Regions from separate parts of the Mus musculus genome. Here region 1 is linked to region 2. The links are chromatin loops, found by intact Hi-C in ENCODE. Cell type or tissue: left cerebral cortex. All regions are shown on one strand. Links, peaks and the distances in the headings refer to the core of each region. The heading gives the core; the rest is flanking DNA. Region 1 holds the start of Gm52709 (a long non-coding RNA gene). Region 2 overlaps Gm33415 (a long non-coding RNA gene).

What was found. A loop is a pair of places that touch in the nucleus more often than their neighbours do. Peaks named below come from ENCODE experiments on the same cell type or tissue, not always from the same donor. Only the 100,000 strongest peaks of a DNase experiment are listed, where the experiment ranks them.
Region 1: a loop joins it to region 2, with 4 times the contacts of the local background. A loop is called at or near these places in 25 of 42 quality-filtered maps.

What each region holds. Positions count from the first base shown.
Region 1 is chr4:150,463,873-150,469,245 of GRCm38, reverse strand. It overlaps Rere (arginine glutamic acid dipeptide (RE) repeats), which reads right to left. Exons shown (of 23, transcript NM_001085492.1): 5 at 446-551. It overlaps Gm52709 (a long non-coding RNA gene), which reads left to right and starts at 1,817. Exons shown (of 2, transcript XR_003955312.1): 1 at 1,817-5,373. In left cerebral cortex, for the core only: a CTCF peak has its summit at 3,248; a DNase peak (open chromatin) is centred at 3,272.
Region 2 is chr4:150,260,145-150,265,517 of GRCm38, reverse strand. Gm33415 (a long non-coding RNA gene) reads right to left here. Exons shown (of 2, transcript XR_390965.3): 2 at 2,613-3,113. Among named protein-coding and RNA genes, the nearest start is that of Gm33415, 3.6 kb to the right of the region's middle. In left cerebral cortex, for the core only: CTCF peaks have their summits at 455 (motif pointing right) and 4,581 (motif pointing left); a DNase peak (open chromatin) is centred at 442.

The DNA.
Region 1 (5,373 bases), core at 154-5,153, 200 kb before region 2:
TTTAAAAAAAATGTATTACGATGTGCTTAGAGGTTTTTCCCCTCAATATTTTTGTTTTGGTATTTTCTTAAAGATTTAGAAATTATGTATCTGTATGTATGAGTGTTGTGTGCACTGTGCATCCATGTAGGCTACAGTGACTGGATCCCCTGAAACTGCAGTTATAGGCTGCTGTGCGCTGACTGCTGTGGGCGCGGGGAACTGAACGTGAATCCTCTCCGGAGTAGTCAATGAGCTGGGCCTCCAGGCCTCTCTTTTACTGTTTGTTTTTAAGGAAAATGAAAAATAATGCAAAAGCAAGGGCGAGAGGACCCAGCGATGCTCTTTATTGCAAGTTCTTTTGAGAGAAATTATACCAGAAGTAATATCCACTTAACTGATGTTTTTAAAAAGAACTTTAGCAAAGCTATGAGTTACAAGTACATCATCACAAGGGCACACGTACCGTTTTCATTATGCCGATCCTGAACCAAATGCTGATAGACAGAATCTGGGACTTCAGACTGACGGTAGTACCATTTGACGTTCATGAGTAGATGGTCCCTCTTACTCTGAAAAGGAAAATCTAACAGCGTTAGGAACAGGTTTCAGGTGCCTGCAAGTGCACATCATACCTACGACCAAAAGCCCTGCAACGGTGGACAGGCAGGCAGCAGGAACAGGACTAACAGCAGAATCCCCTGCCCCAGGCCCCAGGCCCTCAGATCGGAACCCTGCTGCAACCCTGCAACTGCTCATCTCAGAGACAAGACACCTAGGTCTTGAAGCTTCTCAGTGTGACTAATTCATTATTACATTTTCCCTTAATGGTAATAAAGATCACTACATTAGAACGTACTTCTACCTTAATCCTTAACCATTTTGGTAAATAATAATAGCCAGAGCACATTACTGAGGCATATTAAAAGTAACAAGCTAGAAAGAACTTACCCAGAGACACCTGACAGTCTCTTCCCCTCCAAGGTTTGCCTGTCACAAACTGTCTCAAATTCTCCCTTCACTGTGGGCCACAGAACTGTATGGAAGTCACTGCTGCATGCCAAAATGATGAAGCACACCACGCACAGTAGGTGGTGATGAGAATGTACACACAACAATAGGACCTGCCTCATTTACCTCTGATCCCAGAATAGAATAGCTTATGCATTACTGCTGGAAAAGAAACAAAACAAAACAAAGACCCTCCTGTCCATCATTGTCCTAGAAACTAAGCATATAAAAGTTAACTTTGTTTTCTCCTCAATCACTAGCTAAGACAGTGGCCATTGCCTCTTCTGTTTGAAGGCTACAGGGTACAGTCTGGAGTCAACTACTTGTATGTTAGGTTGTGAGACAGCTCAACCCAGGGAGCCCTTCTGTTTCATGACTACCTGAGGTAAGGCAGTAATGTCCCTCTGGATAGCTTCTAACTTCTCAGAAGCTCAATGGCCACAAATATAGTGGCCAAAGCTCAAAAAACGCCTCATATTTGTAAAGAAGACAGATGAATTCTGAAGTACACCAGGGACCATCATTAATAAAGGAAGACATATCTTGGTTTACTGAAGGGACCAATCTAGTCTGCATTACAGGACCAGCAAGGGCAGGCAAAAACTGCCTTAAATGTCAATATAACTGAGAATGCAGAGTATTGTCCCACAGTACATACCACACAACCCACGATTCTTTGCATCAACTATTAAACAAGCATGGCTATAGGAAAAGGGCACTGCCTATGGGCTCACATTAAGCAGACCATGCACACAAAGGATAGGCACGATGTATAGGCCTTAGGTTTTAGCATTCATATTTTTACTCTGAAAAGTTTACTGGAAAAAACATTAGTCTGTACTGTTTATTCTACAGAAGAAACATTGATGACAAACAGTATGAGAAGGTCACAGAAAAAGTGCTGAAGTCATTGTTCAAAGAAAGGAGCAGCCCCCTTCTGTGGGAGACCATGACACAGCTGTGTATCCTGAGGGAAGATGGGAGAGATGCTTTCTCAGCAAAAGTAGAGACCAGAAAGACAGATGGAGTCGGATACCAGCATGTAGCACAGAACACTCCATGTTCGTGCTGAGAAGTTGTTGAACCCTAGCCGCTGTCTGACCACTGGGGTTTGTTTGTTTGTTTTTAACTCAGCTATGACCACAGACAAAGGGACTCACAGGTAGGATGTACCAGGCATGGCAAGCGCAGCTAAAGCAGCCAAAGAACAGAACACGTGACCACACCTGGCAGAAGGCTCAGTCTGCCAAGACCCACGAGAAACACTTGTCCTTCCATTTTATCCCGAGGGGAGAAACTTAAGACCATGACTGAGACAGTCACAAGCTCACCACGTTTGCAGCGCTGACACATGCCTGATGACTCCGTCCCCTTGCCACTGTTAAATGCTGCACCTTCCCTAAGCAATGGCAGGAAAAATGTCTTTAAACATTGCTAACTACGTGTGTGTGGACAAAATGAAGTCAAAGTACTTGAAAAACATAGACTTAAAAGATTTGTATCTGTTTTATTTAGGGTTTAAACACTAACAAAACAAAAAACAACAGCCAGAATGATCACATGAAACCTGGCCCAAGCACTATGGAACAAAGGACACAGTTCGCTAGACAACACAGGAAAGCCTGTCACCATGGACCCCCAATGTCACACCATGTGTGTGGCTCTGGCCACGCTCTAAGATTCTGGGTTTTGTCCTGGAAAATGAGAATAATTTAAAGAACTTGTAAGAATGGAAAGAGAGCACCTGAAAGCAGGTGACTGCTTAAGGAAAGGCCCATCGTCTGTCAGGAACCTGTGTGGAGAGGCTGGAGCCGGTCTCCCTGCAGATCCCGAGAGCTCTGTGGAAGGGGTGGCGCTGACCTCCAGCAACCTTTCCAGGCTCACAATGATGAGTACTTCCCAGAGCAGCTGGGAAGGCAGGTGACCAGCCGCTCCCTCAACCCGGCTCCAATATATAAGCATCCACACATTTCTGCAACACTTGTAAGACGCACGAAAACATGAACTCATCAGAAGACTCTTTGGAGTCAATGACTGGCAACTGTAAATTGTTTTTTTTTTTTTTTTTCTGAACCTAGCCAGAGATATACTGGAAACTTAGTTAGATGTGCTATTTCTACATTACTAGTTACCAACTGACGCACACATGCCCACTGATTCCATATAACAAAACAACAAAAACAAAAACAAAACACCTACTCTGGCTTGCTTATAAGCAGACCTGTAACTCTGAAAAACCTCCTAGAGCTCCTGATGCAGTCTTGCCCATTGGCCAGGGGGCGGCAGTATTGTGTCAAAAACATAAACACTTCCACAACTATAGCAAAACAAAGGTAGAGTCAAATGAAAGAAAAAGTGAAGGGATGGAAGGTCAGTCGATTCCTAGGGTCTCTCCATGTTTATAACTGTATGTCTCCCACAGAACAGGACCAACACACAAAATGTAACTACAGTGTGTCTGTCTCTTCACTGACTTTACTTAGTGTTACCATCCGAAGGGTTACATCTTCTCTGGAGGACACTGCTACTGCAGCAGGAGCTCTCAGGTCAAAGGCCACAGCACACTGGGGGTTGCTGGACATTAATAATGGGAAGGCCTCCTCTGATTCCTACTCTTTATAAGTTAACAACTTGCTCAAAAACACCAAAAACTAAAACCAAAAAATAAATCCAGGAATCATATGGCTTACCAAACTCCCTGGGTCTGAATCCTTGTTACAATGCCCTAAGCTCCAACTCTGCAAATAGCACACAGCCTCAGCTTTCCGTGCCGCCCTCACTGGCTGGGAAAACTGGGTCCATTCCTATGAAAGCTGTCGCTATTCTGCAGACACAGGCTTTCCTTTTCTCAGACTCAAGGCTCTGGAGCTGTGGGCTTCATCACTTTAAGAACTCTAAGATGGGCTGGAGAGATGGCTTAGCGGTTAAGAATACTGACTGCTCTTCCAGAGGTCCTGAGTTCAAATCCCAGCAACCACATGGTGGCTCACAACCATCTGTAATGGGATCTGATTCCCTCTTGTGTGTCTGAAGACAGCTACAGTGTACTTACATACATAAATCTAATTAATTCCAGGAGCAGATCAAGTGTTTCTAACAGTGTGCTCACTATTTATTTACTATTGATACAACTGAACACAAACATAAACCTCACATAAATTTATCACCTTCACTAAGTCCCGAACTAAGAAGAGACACTTCCAGGATGAAGGTACCCTGGGCAGTATTTCTGAAGAAAAAAAGACACAGTAGGAAGTAAAGACTTTCCCATTCACTATCTGAGATTCAGACAAAAATGAAGGTCAGGAGGTCAGACACCACAGAGCTAAGCAACCCACCAAAGACAGGTATGGCTATTTGCTGGGTTGGGCGAGGGGTGTGTGCCCACAGGCTATCACTGGACTTACTGTTCTTCAACTCTTTGTCCTGTTTCCACTGCCAAGTGCAAGCCTGCAGGTGCATGGCATGATGCTTGGCTGTGTTGTCCTTAATAGTAAAGACACATGGATGGCATATACGCAAAGAGATTTGAAATGTGAGACAAACACAGCAAAGTAAGGCCATCTGCCACTCACAGCATTCTTGACTGGCATGGTTAATACGCGGTATCTTGAGTGGCTAAAGGATAGACAGCAATGTACTTCAGCTGTGAGTGTCTGTACAGGTACCTTTGGAGGCCAGTGAGTGAGTGACCTTAACAATGGCAGTGTGAACCCATCAGCTTAAGGCCTGTACAAAATAAGTGCAAAGCAAAGGCCAATCCTGGAGCTGAGAGGGTGGTGACCTCAGCTCCACAGCATCTACAGCTTCTGACTCTCAAGTCCCCAGAGCCGCTGAGCTATGCTACTCGCTTCCCCAGGTCTCCAGTGTGCAGGGGGCCCAAGGTAAAACCTCATTACTTCCATAATGGTGGGAGCCATCCCTACCACACCCTGCCCTACCCACTTCTTATTGGTTCTGTCTCTCTGGAAGATACTGACTAATGTACTAAATTAAACACAGGCTTTGAAAAAGTCCAAACTTTGGGCTGTGAGGCTCAATTTTACAGGATAAGCAACTAAAAAGTAATTCCCATATAAATATTATGTTTACTCCAGGAGCTACAGTCATACCAGATAAACATAATCACAAATTTTCTATTTGATCCATAGAATCTCTCCCATTACAGGGAGAGAAAATGTTTTGTTCACAATCAACTTAGTAGGAAGCTGCTTGGTTTCCCTAAGTTTCCACCAAAGCTTGACTATTTTAAGAACTTCTTTTATCAAAACTCAAGCTTTAACAAGTTTAAATTTGCCATCTTATTAATAACTGAGCGGCAGTTGACAGTAATGGTGACACCCAAGTAGAGGAACAAAGAGGGAAGTCACAGGACTCCCTAAC
Region 2 (5,373 bases), core at 262-5,261:
TAGCAACAACAACAACAAACCAACCCACACAGCAGATCCATTGATTAATAGCTGTAATAGAAAAGGAAATACCACCCAGAAAGCCAAATGAGTGGGGTTTAATTTCCATCATGGATCCACTTCCTGGTTTTGTTGTGGCACACAAGGAGTTGAGAAACAATTCCCCAAACAGGAAGAAAAGAAAAAAAAAAAAGCCAAATTCAAATTTAGCCATTTGTCTTGGATCTACCAGAGAAGAGAGGTTGCAGGCCAGCTGCTCACCATAGCTGGGAAGGCGTGGAGGCCGACCTGCACGGGAACACCGCTTGACCCAGCCCAGGGTAGAGTAATCTACAATGAGCTGGAGGCTCAGTTAGGAGAGGCTTTCCTTTTGAGTTCTGGGATCTGGGGAAACGCTGGCTAAGCATTCTTTTCTAAACTGCAGCCTCAGCCCTGGAAGTTCCCTAGGATGCCAGAAGGGGGAGACAGTTTCCTAGAACTGGCGTTATAGAAGGCTGTGAGCTGCCATGTAAGTGCCGGGGTTTGAACTAAGGTCCTCTGCAAGAGCAGTAAGTGCTCTTAATTGCTGAGCCAGCTCTCCAGCTCCTAAAAATAAAGTCTTTTTTTTTTTTTTTGTAAAGAAACCATTTCACTGGTGCCTCATTGACCTGGCAAAAGCTCTGAGAGATTCATAAAAGAATATCACAGTCCAAGCTCACTGCAAGATGGCGCCCTAATTACAGGACAACAGAACCGTCCGGTCCCCACACTGAGCAGCGCATTACTAGAGGCCTGCCTACCACAATCCCTTCTCCCTGCTCCATGTCTGGCTTTCAACACAAAATTACAAGGCACGCTAAAAGGTCAAAAGCAGGGTTTGAGAAGACAAAGCACACATTTCACCAGCTTGTCAGAGCAATGACTTCATCTCAGGGCCTGTGGAGTCTTGAAAATTCTAGGGTACAGTCACGCAGAATGAGAGGGGAAAGGAAGAGATGTCTGAGTGCTGCTTTGAAATTCGTTTTGATCTTCCAGCCCTTCAAAAAAAAAAAAAAAGGTCTCCCCGGGAGAACTGGCTATGGATCCAAATTAGGCTGCGCAGTGGGAAGTGGCCCCCTTCAGCATAGCCTAGCCTAAGCCCTGACTTCCTGAGTGGGCTTGTGGTGGGGCTTCCTAGAACTGCAGAGCCACAGAATGTGGCATGGGGGGCAGGGAAGGCAAGTGACCAGCACCTGTGAGGCAAAAGGGCCCCAGGTTCCAGATGTGCCTACGCATAGGTCCGAGAGTTAGAGAATGCGCCCTACGTCTGCTGTGGGCAAGGGCGTTTGCTGCCAAAAAGGAGTATCTTACTTAGGATTCCTTTTTAGTTTTTTTTGGAGACTGAGTTCCTCCGTGTAGTCCTGACTGTCCTAAAACCCTGTAGACCAGGCTGAATCACGAAGATCCACCTGCCCCTGCTTTCTGAGCGATGGGATCAAAGGCGTGCACTGTTCTTCAAGCCCTTGATTCTGATGCCATGGACATTTTGGATATTCATGAATACATCCGAAATCAAATGATATGTATCATACACGCAGCAAAGCAGGGGGAGATGTCCCTCCCTTGTCTCAAAGGAACCCGCTCTGAGGGTGAGACCAAGCCAGCAGTGACAACCCTGAGGTTTTCTTTCCCTGATGCAGAGACTATTGCTTAGTCCCCTGCTCACCGGCCTCTTCCTGCAGAGCTCTTTCCCTGACGGTAGACAGGGCACCTCACACTGAACCCTTCACCTACTGTCTCACAAGGAGCAAGCAGTCATACACATCAGGCAGGCAAGGCCATTGAAATCATGTGAAAATGGCTTCTGGCTGAGGTGACCACCAAATGACAGAATGTTTCAGAGTGTGTGTGTATGGGGTGGGGGGAAGCAGGGGACACCAAGGTACATAAAACTTCATTGCTCCAAATGACCAAACATTTGCACAAATACCGTCTCTAGGGCTGGAGAGATGGCTGAAGGAAGGCCTTTGCAGGTGACCTGGATTCGGTTTCCAGCACCCACCTGGGAGCTCATGACTGCCTGTAACTCCAGTTCCAGGGGCTCTGATGCCCTCTTCTGACCTCTGAGAGCTCCTCCACAAACCTGGTGCAGATACCTACACTCAGAGACACATAAATCCAAAGAAAGAAGTAACCTATATTGTTGCCTGTCCTGCCTGACCATACCTGTCCTTGGAGGTTGGAGGTGAGGTGGCTCACGAGGTGACTCAGAGTCAAGGTCACAGACTCCTTGGGAGCAGGTGAGAAATGCCACAGCAAGCTCATCTGAATGCTGGTGCAAGCTCCACCCTCGCCCCATTGGTCCCAAGGAAGCAAGTGTCTCTTCTAGACAGCAGTTCCCGATCGGCTGGCATTGTCTGCACCAGCAATCCTTGGGAATTCCTCTCAGGAAGTCCTCAATTAGGTCCTCCTGCAGGAGATGCTTTTGTGGCTGCTCGCCTCGGCGTTTACATCACGGTGGCCCCCACCGTTTCTGCTGCATTATAGAGCTAGCATGTAAAATCCTAATTTTCTTTTGTTTTCTGTGCTAAGGATTGGACTCAAGGTCTTGTGCATGCTAGACTCTAGGTTGAGCCACACAGCCAGACCAAAAATTGCAAGCACGTTGTCTGTCTGTTTATTGAGACATCGCCTCTCTGTACAGCCAGTTGACCTGGAACACACGGTGTAGATCCTGCTGGCCTGGAACCTATAACACTTTCCCTAAGTGCCCCCTCAGTATAGAATTGAGCCACCACATGTAATAAGAACTTCAAATGGTCTCATTCTTGAACACATACGAAATCATCTTGTTGGACTAATGCAAACACAGTTGACTAAAGTGAGAGCTTTTGCATGTGCAGAACTAGGAGTAGTATGAGATAGACCTTACCATGTAGCTCAGGTTGGACCCGAACACTTCATCATCCTGTCTTTTACCATCACAGTTCTGAGATTGGAGGCATGCTGCACCGTATTCTGAAAGCTAAAACCTGGCCTTCTTCCCAGTTGTGTTAAGTTTAATGTCTTGATAGCCAAGTGCCTCGTTTATCTGCCATTCTTTGTTTGTTCTCATTAGGCAGTCTCACTCTCCGAAGTCGTATTTTTGTTGGCTTCTGCGTAATGAAAATGAATAGATTGATTTCTCAGCTAAGCACTAAAAATATGCAGCATAAAGAACAATTAAAAAAATAATGCCAACTGAACGACCGTCAGCCCATAGCTCATTTTGGTCTTCCCCACAGCCCAACAAAAAGATGCCGCAGCCATTTCTGGAGGAGGAAATATGTCTTCCAAGGAGTACGTTTGTTTACCTTCTGGTTCCTAAATACGGAAACGCAAATGACCTGTGAAGGTCTCCCTACCTCCCCAAAGCGGGACTTCCTTGTCTGTGTCCACCACACCCGACCCCTGCTTCTGTAGTCTATTTATGCCCTGCAGCAGTAAGACATGTCTTACTCTTGGTATTTATCTGGTAGAATATCACAGTTTAATTAAATTATTTTGGCCTGGGTCCAAAGCTTCCCTGGGTGTCACAGAAGTTATGTTTTCTGACGCACGCCAAGACTATGAATCCTGTACCCTGCTGTCATTATGTATCCATGCATTAAAGGTTCATCTATATTTTAAAGTTCATTATTTAACAGTACTTATCTAAAAGGTTAAAATCTTTTAAAATCTTTACGGGATCATTTGGCTGATTCTTAACTAGGCTAATTTACAATTAATTTTACAATTCTTTTTTTGACAGGATCTCACATAGCACAGGCTGACCTATATAGCTGAGGATAACTTTGGACTTCCGGTTCTCAAGACTCTACATCCCAACTACTGGGATTACAGCAACATTCCACGAAACTCAGTTGAACTTGGTGCTAGAGACTGAATCAAGATCTCAGGTGTATTAGGCAACCACTCTGACCAACTAAACTACATTCCCAGCCCTCTATATGAAAAAGGAAAACAAGCTGGCAATGGTGGCATACCTCTTTAATCCCAACCCCCAGGAGGCAGAGGCAGATCTCTGTGAGTTTGAGGCCAGCCTGGTCTACAGAGTAAACTCCAGGACAGCCAGGGCTACACAGAGAAACCCTGTCTCAAAACAAACAGACAGACAGACAGACAAAGAAAGGAATGAAGAGAGAGAGAGAGAGAGAAGTTGAAACAAACCTTAAATACCTTTTCAGGGCTGGGATATATATATAGCTCAGCTGGTAGAGTGCCTGCTCAGTGCATAAAGGACCTTGATTTGACTTCCAGCACCTCATTAAAGCAGTTGTGATAACACAGGCCTGTGATCCCTGAACTTCAAAGGTAAAGGCAGAAGGATCAGGACACTCGGGTCATCCTCAACTACATAGCAAGTTTGAAGCCAACCTGGGCTACAAGAGACTTGGCTTCAAGAAAAACAAAATCAAGACAAACCGTAGGAGGTGCTGGGGAGATGTCTCAGCAGGTAAGAGTTCACATCCCCCGGGGCTGGAGAGATGGCTCAGCACTTAAGAGCACTGACTACTCTTCCAGGGGTTGAGTCAACCACATGGTGACTCGCAACTGTCTGTAAAGGGATCTGACGCCCTCTTCTGGTGAGTCTGAAGACAGCTACAGTGTACTCGTATACATTAAGTAAATAATAATAATAATAGAAAGAGTTCAAACTGCTAGTCCTTTTGTAAAAAGCTGGGTGCGGCTGCACAGGCCTTTAATCCTGGGGCTGTGGAAGGGACAAAGGGAGAACTGCCAGGGTTTGCTGGCCCCAGCCTAGCTCAAGTTCAATGTTAAACTCTGTCTCAAGAGAATACAATGGGAGACTGAGAGGGAAAGATACCCAAGGTCCTTCTCCTGCCCTCTATGCACTCATGGGGGCTGGTGGAGGGGCAGGCAACACACATACAAACCAAGGGGGACTCTTCTATTTTCATAATAAGATATTTTGCTTCTAAAGTAACAAGAGTTTACATCTTCTAAAGGGCCTCCCATAAAGGCAATAAAATCACCCTAAAGATTAAAATCTATCGCTTAGAGTTCCCTGGGCTAGAAAATGCACAGGGGACGGGCTAGCTGGATCACTGAGAATCATCCAATAGCCCCTTTGACAATCAGTCCCTTGCAGAGAAACACAAGTCAGGTTTTTCTGGCACTCATTAAAAGGAGCCAAGTGATGCCTTTGTCCGCAGCCGACCTCGAAATTCCATTTGCTAACAAAGGCCGAGAACATCAAAGCTGTCGCTAATAATTAGCCCATCATACAAATATTTATTCCCTTCCTCTATGTTCTGCTGGGAGAGGAGTGTCACTTGGGACTCAGCACTTGCTTTGGAAGTCCTCAGGATGCTTTGCACATCTTAGCCTAATGACATTCCTTTGAGGTCACAA